Linked DNA regions of Mus musculus: all the other regions are linked to region 2. Evidence: chromatin loops called from intact Hi-C (ENCODE). Cell type or tissue: left cerebral cortex. All regions are shown on one strand.

Region 1 (2,500 bases), 120 kb before region 2:
CCAGAGAGGAGGGCAGAAAACAGATCTAGGCATGCATGAAGAAGACGTCTTGATGGTTTGGTGAGTGGCAGGGAACATGGTAACTTAAATAGCTGACCAGGAAAGATTGTTTTGGGATTCAGAAGACAGAAGGAACTCATCTTGCAGGGGAGAGAGAGAGAGAGAGAGAGAAAGAGAGAGAGAGAGAGAGAGAAGAAGGAGGAGGAGGAGGAGGAGGAGCGGGGAGAAGAGAAGAGAAGAGAAGAGAAGAGAAGAGAAGAGAAGAGAAGAGAAGAGAAGAGAAGAGAAGATATAGCTTGAAGGAAGAATAGCTCCTAATTTTGTCTATCACAGTGGGATAGCTGGTTTTGGCAGTGCTCTAAAATTGTTAATAAGTAATATTTTGAATGTTGCCCACTATATCTGAAGTTATAGGTACATCCTGATCTGACCACCACACACTGGACATATATATTGAAGTGTCTTATCAAATCTACATAAATATGTGTAATTCCTGTTCCAGTTAAAAATAAAAATGTCTAACAAAGAAAGGAGAAACAAGACTGGAGGGCAGTGAAGTGGGTGGGGAGGGTAAGAGGTGGGCAGCATGGTGAGTAGGGAGGGCAAGAGGTGGGCAGCATGGTGAGTGGGGAGGGTGAGAGGTGGAGCACGGTGAGTGGGGAGGGTGAGAGGTGGAACACGGTGAGTGGGAGGGTAAGAGGTGGGCAGCATGGTGAGTGGGGAGGGTGAGAGGTGAAGCACGGTGGGTGGGGAGGGTGAGGTGGCAGCACTGGAGGGTGGGGAGAGGGGAAAGCATGGCAGATAGGATCGGGGCATGGTTACTGCTGCTTCCTTCTTTGAAAGATCATTCTGCCTGTGGATTTGGAGATGGGTTTGGCAGGGGGTGACAAGCCATATGGGAGGCCAGCTGCTTGGGAGGCATAGAGGCTGGCTCCAACAGCCAGTAGTGGATGTGGGATGGACGGATGAGGACACAGTTTTTCCATTATGTGAAAGAGACCCATGCTCTGGAGGGTAGTGCCAAGGCATGCTGGTCTCTGCTGCTTCTGAAGGCCTCCAGGTGCTGGGAGGCTTGGCTCTCAGCCCAGGATGGATGCCATCGATGGAGTGTGGATGAAGGTATTGTGGGCTGTGCGTTCTCACCCCTGGTTGGTGGCAGTGTAAGCAGCTTACTTTTTAGGGTAGTTTGACAACACACAGAGAAGTGTGAACAGTGTTCTCTCCCTTTGGTTCAACAATTCTGTATGACTTCACCCTATGAGAACATTCAGAGGGGTTGGGTTGAGGAAAAAAAGGGAGAAAAGATATAATTGCATTTTAATTTTTAAAAAGTGAAAAAAGTACTGAATTTCTCTCAAGAATAGAAAAAACAAAACCAAACAACCACCAATCAGAGTAAATGAAACTTCATTTACTGGGATGTTTTGGGAGTCATTCACAATGGTGACAAACTTGGGACAGTTCAATTTTTCTCTTGTATTCTTTAGTCCTTTGGATAATTACTAAGTTACAATATAGCCACATGAAGGAATGCCATATTCAAATATCAATATGGAGGAATGTGTCGTGTCCTAGGAAGATGTTCAATTGGATTGATAAATGAAACGAGATTATAGAACATTGATTAATATGATCTTAATTTAGGGCATGTATAGGTATAGTTGAGAGACACAGTCTTTTAGAAAGCCCAGAGGGTATATGCTGGAGTTCAAGAAGGAAAAAACAAACAAACAAACAGATTATTTTATTCTCTATTTGCTTCCACCAAACTTCTACAATAAACCTTTGAAATAAAATAAAATGGAAGAGAAGGAGGGCAGAAAGTGAGTCTGTGGTGACAAGCTCTGCAACCAGAGTTTGATTCCAGTTCCTACATAGTGGTTCACAATCATTTGTAACCGAGTTCTGGGGCACCCAGCCCCTCTTCTGCCTTCCATAGGCACAAAGCACACACATGATACATAAGCACACATACAGGCAAAGCACCCATACACATTTTAAAGAATAGGAAAAAAAAGTGTTATTTTTTTGAAAATTGTGACAGGTCCTTTCTACACCTGAAGGTGATTCTGATAGGAGGTGCCTCTGTGGGCTGTGCCTGGGCTGTGGTTCACAAAAATGTGTGCAGAAGTGGAGCAGAGAGAGGGTGAAGGAAATGGAAACTAACTGTGGTACCCCCTTTTAAAAGAGGCGTTGCTTTCAACTGACTGGATGCTGCAGTCTGCATTGTCATGAGCCTGAGAGCTTTGGCTGGGCATGCATAGAAACATTGAACAACTCAGCAGGCACACACTATTTAGAACCTAGAGTTGTGCAATGCCAGGGACATCCTGCCTGCCTCCAGGAGCCAGGGTGTCTGGGATAATGTGTCCACATGAGGATGTCTAAGGGAAGAATTCTGCTCTAGAAAGAAGCTGTATAGAAACTGAAGCCAGAGCGATGGCTTAAGGCTTGGGCTCCCATGACAGCTGGAGATTCCTGGGAAGAGCAAGACAAAGCA
Region 2 (2,500 bases):
GTTCCTAGTATCCAGGCAGCCGGGGGCCACAGCTCCCATGCTCTGTGCAAGCCAAATATGGCTGGGATATTTTCTTCCAAGCTTCTGGTGGTCTTGTTTGATCATAGGCAGGGAGGGATCCTGCAGGGTCAACTAGAAACCTTGTTATATCAGAACTACAAAGGAAGTTATAGATGTTTACCCTGGAGACAGGGGAATTAGGGAGCAACATTTCACTGACTGCTAGTGTGTACAAGAGGAAGAAAATTGTAAACGGTTGCAGAAAGCAGAACTGGTGTTCCTGGTTGGTTCATCATGCAAAGGGCTGAGCTTGGTGGGTCCAGCAGCATCATTAGGGAGGGATGACAGCAGGCTTAACCAGGAAGAAACTGGACAGGAAGGTCTTATGCCTCTTCCCCCTGTGCGAGTATGTGATCCCTGCTGATGGCTGACCTGATGATGCCCAAGTAGGTTGAAAGACGAAAGTGTGGAGGATTGCAGACTGTTCAAGCCCGTGGGCCTCAACTCGCCTTTGCAGGATTCACCTGCCAAGCTTGTTCACACGGACTGCTGGACCTACCCCAGAGTTTCTGAGTCACAGGGCTGGCGGGAGATGTCTGGATTTGCATTTTAAATAAGTTTTCTGGTGCCATGACTGCCTGAAAAAAAATATCACATTTTGGGACCCAAGCTTCAGGCCAATTGCAACAAATAAACTTGCTCAAGTTTATACTAGCACTTACTGGTGTAGACAGCCCAGCAACAGTCTGTGGCATTGGGGAGGGTTGGGGGTGGGGGAACAGGCTGGAGAAGCACTTCCTCTGTTATCTCTAACTCCTGGAAGACATTCTTGCAGTATGTGGCAAGTGCTGTCAACTGTTCGGTAGCCCATTCTTCCCAGACCCACTTTTCTGCCCTGACACTGGGGCAGTCCTACTACCACACCAAACCCATAGCCACTGATTATTAAGGATGAGAACTGGCATCCTTTTCTGGCCTTTTAGGAACAGCATTCTTCCCTACCATGCATGAAGAGATGGAGTCTTTGGTTTAGAGCAGTGACTCTCAACCTTCCTAATGCTGTGACCCTTTAATACAGTTCCTCATGCTGTGGTGACCCCCAACCATAAAAATATTTCATTGATTTCGTTGCTACTTCATAACTGTAATGACTCATAATGTGAATATCTGATACATGGGATAGCTGATGTGAGAACCACAGGGTGAGAACCACTGATCTAGAACATCAGGATGAAGGAATGCATATTGTTGGCTGCTGTTGGCTGCTTCTCATGACCTGGGAAGGAAGCCTTTCTCAGGAAAGCGCCTTGTTCTGACCACAACAGATGTAGGTTTGCTACAATGTAGAGAGCCACAGATAGGGCCCCAAAGGTTGATAGTGATACAGTAACTCTCAGTGTCCCTGAGAATTTTAATGAAGATGTGTGGTCCCTGCGATCCTCTCCATTCAAACTGAGCCTCATGTATTTGAGTTTTCAGCTAATTGGTTTAGGAAAATATCCCTGTGCCCACCCCCACAGCTCCTGCTGCTCTCTTTCCCAGCTTATGGTGTAAAGTGTGAGCAGACTGTGTGCTTAACACACTTTGGAGTCTGTTGCTATGGTGCTGGGGAGGAATCTGGTTCTCATAGCAACATCAGGTTGACTTGATGCACCTCAGACCATTGGCAGAGCGCGGTGGGCAGTGGCTTATGAGATCCCCAGTTAGTTTGGGACTGATGGAACTTAGTGTGCTGAAAAGTGTTCTCTTTGCCCACAGCCCATCCACCCCTTCCTGCCTGCACACCTCTCCCCTATATCACTCAAATAATCATAATAACATAAGAATAGAGGCTCTCCCCCTGTCTTTCTCTCTTTGTGTGTGTGCGCGAGTATGCGTGTGTGTGTGCGCGCGCTTTGGTAAACCACAAAAATAAACCAAAGTGGGGCTGGAGAGATGGCTCAGCAGTTAAGAGCACTGACTGCTCTTCCAGAGGTCCTGAGTTCAAATTCCCAGCAACCACATGGTGCTCACAACCATCTGTAACAAGATCCGTTGCCCTCTTCTGGTGTGTCTGAAGACAGCTACAGTGTACTCATATACATAAAATAAATTAATAATAAAAAAGAATAAACGAAAACATTACTTTGATGCTGTCATCAGATTAAGCTGTCATTTGAGTTCTCACTCCCCGTTGCAAGGCCAATCCCTGCACTGGCATGCTGTCTAATGATATAGCTCTGCCTATAGGCCTGGCATATTGCCGGGAATTCCAGTTACAGAGGTCCAGGGTCTTGTGAGTGGGAAGAGCTCTCTGACCAGGACCAAGAGGGCTGGGGTTTCTTCATGCAGCTTCATTCTGGAGGCTCCTTACAGTGGTAATACACTGCTGGGAGACCAGCCCTCAGAGAGGCCAGCTTGGCCAGCTTGCTGAAGCTTTTCAACTCAGTGGCCGAACAAACAATGGGTCTCAAGCCTTCTGCATTTTATGCTCAGAACTGGCCTGTGGCTTTAGGATACA
Region 3 (2,500 bases), 130 kb before region 2:
ACCAAAATTAAATCGATACCAGTGATCCACTCCACAGCAGGCCTGGAGTGTACAAAACACCCATGGAAGGAGTTACAGAGACAAAGTTTGGAGCTGAGACAAAAGGATGGACCATCTAGAGACTGCCATATCCAGGGATCCATCCCATAATCAGCCTCCAAACGATGACACCATTGCATACACTAGCAAGATTTTGCTGAAAGGACCCTGATATAGCTGTCTCTTGTGAGACTATGCCGGGGCCTAGCAAACATAGAAGTGGATGCTCACAGTCAGCTATTGGATGGATCACAGGGCCCCCAATGGAGGAGCTAGAGAAAGTACCCAAGGAGCTAAAGGGATCTGCAACCCTATAGGTGGAACAACAATATGAACTAACCAGTACCCCCAGAGCTCGTGTCTCTAGCTGCATATGTATCAGAAGATGGCCTAGTCGGCCATCACTGGAAAAAGAGGCCCACTGGTCATGCAAACTTTATATGCCCCAGTACAGGGGAACGCCAGGGCCAAAAAGTGGGAGTGGGTGGGTAGGGGAGTGGGAGGGAGGGTATGGGGGACTTTTGGTATAGCATTGGAAATGTAAATGAGGAAAATACCTAATTAAAAAAAAAAACAAGTGAAAACAGTTTAAAAGTAAAAAAAAAAAAGTTATAATAATGAGAAATCCACCGAGAGGAGCTGTCATTGCCGAGATTTGATGATTCTCAGAAGACAAATTGTTTCGTGGTGCTCGTGTGTGCGTGCACGTATGTGGGCATGCTTTTGTGTGCGCACGTCTGTGAAGCAGACCGGGGGCTTCTCTGCAGACCGTGTGCCACTTTGAACAGTTAGCAGCTGGCTTATGGTGGTTGTCAACTGCATTTCACACAGCGCCCTGTTGGCAGTTGTTTGGCTAAGGGTAAAGACTGTAGTTTAGAAATACAGCAAAAGGAGGTGGGGTCTAAAATCTCTGTCTTGAGTTTCAGAAACCTCCTCTGTGAAAACTGCGTGGAAGGGTGTTTGTATTCCACAGGAAAACCTGACGGGCAGAAAGCAAGTCTGGTTCTTTTTTATCTTTAGCCATCAGTTCCTTAAAAATTATTCACACGTTTCTTCAAAATAGCCGTTTCTTTGTTTTCTTAAGAGCCCAAATCTCTCTAGTCCTCAAATCAAATTCTCAACTAAAATCAGGAGGTTTAAAATTCAGTTATTTTAAGTGATACATACTCTTAAAATGTGTGTGTCTGCTAAGTCGCTTGTATTGGAGATGCAGAAAGTCACACTCCATAAAATACAGGAACACATGTTAGAGGAGGGGAGGGGAGGGGAGGGGAGGGGAAGGGAAGGGAGGGGAAGGGAGGGGCAGACACTGAAGAGGAGGAGGGGAGAAGATTTAAGTTTTATTTTAACCCCCAAATGGCAGATGCAGAGTAAGGAGGCATCTTGCTCTGTGCAGGAGGAGGAAGGCAGAGTTAGCAGGAGGTCCTTCTGGGACCTGCAGTTCCTGTGACTTCCTTAAGGCCACTGTGTGTGCTTTCATGGGAGCCAGAACTGGACATAGGAACTTACAATGTCATCGGGAGTTCAGGGTAAGCTGGGCTGATGGAATGACCCCAAATAGTGAGTACTGTTGTGGGAAGGTGGGAAGACGGCTGCTTATAATGGCTTTGGGGGGATAATACTTCCTTTGCTTGCCTTGTCTCCCTTTTCTGTGAGGAAGCCTGGGTTTGATGGTAGCACCTTCACCCCGAAGCCTAGGAAATTGGTAGTGGGTGTGTGTGAGAGACAAGGGCTACACATACTGAGCCCAGGTCACCCGGGCTTGTGCTAGCATCCTCCCCGTGCACTTGGTGACCTGGGCGTCAGGAACAAGGCAGGGTGATAAGGTTAACGTTCTCATCAGTCATCTGTCCAAGGCATATTTGCGCACACCACATGGATGATATTTTGACTGACTAGAGCCAGGTTCAATGAATCTTTTGCATCTTAGCTTACAGTTGCAACTGGGCTTTGATGGCATCAGACAGGGAAGTACATGGTTAGGTTGTAGCTCCTGCACACCAAGGTGGTGGCTTCCTAAGGAAGAGAGCTTTAAAGGTGGGGGTTATTTTACCATAGGCCATCTAAGAATGGCCTTTTCTCTGAGTAGTGTCAGACCCACTTCCCTGTGCTCTGAGGTCAAGGGCATGCCCTGCAGTGAACCTGTGGGTCAGGGCAGGTGTTGGCATGATGGGAGACAGCATCCATTGGCAACCCTACTTCCCAGGGCTTCAGCTCAAGGCCCACATGATCAGGGAGTTTGTGGTTGACAAGTCGATACTTCCTTTCTGAACATGTGTCAGTGGAGAGCCCAGTACGAGACTAGTAGGTCAAGCCTGGATACTGGACTATTGGCTTTGTGAATGCATGGCCTCGTTAGTAGAGGTCTGGAGTGTTGTCCTTGGCGAAGTGTCTGTGGGGTATCTGGAAACTTGCTGCTTGTGTTTGTAAAGCCGTGAGCAGCTCTGAAATCTTATTGACG

What was found. Hi-C counts contacts between places; a loop is a spot of excess contacts. Peaks named below come from ENCODE experiments on the same cell type or tissue, not always from the same donor. Only the 100,000 strongest peaks of a DNase experiment are listed, where the experiment ranks them.
Region 1: it touches region 2 in a loop (2.6-fold over the local background); 3 of 42 quality-filtered maps call a loop at or near these places.
Region 3: it touches region 2 in a loop (2.8-fold over the local background); 3 of 42 quality-filtered maps call a loop at or near these places.

Annotation. Positions count from the first base shown.
Region 1 is chr6:118,965,580-118,968,079 of GRCm38, reverse strand. The region is part of intron 3 of Cacna1c (calcium channel, voltage-dependent, L type, alpha 1C subunit); the gene reads left to right. Among named protein-coding and RNA genes, the nearest start is that of Gm50599, 48 kb to the left of the region's middle. In left cerebral cortex, no CTCF peak of the experiment used is centred here; a DNase peak (open chromatin) is centred at 977.
Region 2 is chr6:118,850,376-118,852,875 of GRCm38, reverse strand. All of the region lies in intron 3 of Cacna1c (calcium channel, voltage-dependent, L type, alpha 1C subunit), which reads left to right. It overlaps 1700080F18Rik (a long non-coding RNA gene), which reads right to left. Exons shown (of 2, transcript XR_003956354.1): 2 at 1-638. Among named protein-coding and RNA genes, the nearest start is that of 1700080F18Rik, 11 kb to the right of the region's middle. In left cerebral cortex, no CTCF peak of the experiment used is centred here; DNase peaks (open chromatin) are centred at 554 and 1,554; H3K27ac peaks cover 385 bases.
Region 3 is chr6:118,978,852-118,981,351 of GRCm38, reverse strand. All of the region lies in intron 3 of Cacna1c (calcium channel, voltage-dependent, L type, alpha 1C subunit), which reads left to right. Gm50599 (a long non-coding RNA gene) reads left to right here. Exons shown (of 2, transcript XR_001785462.2): 2 at 1-2,500. Among named protein-coding and RNA genes, the nearest start is that of Gm50599, 35 kb to the left of the region's middle. In left cerebral cortex, a CTCF peak has its summit at 1,498; a DNase peak (open chromatin) is centred at 975; H3K27ac peaks cover 1,100 bases.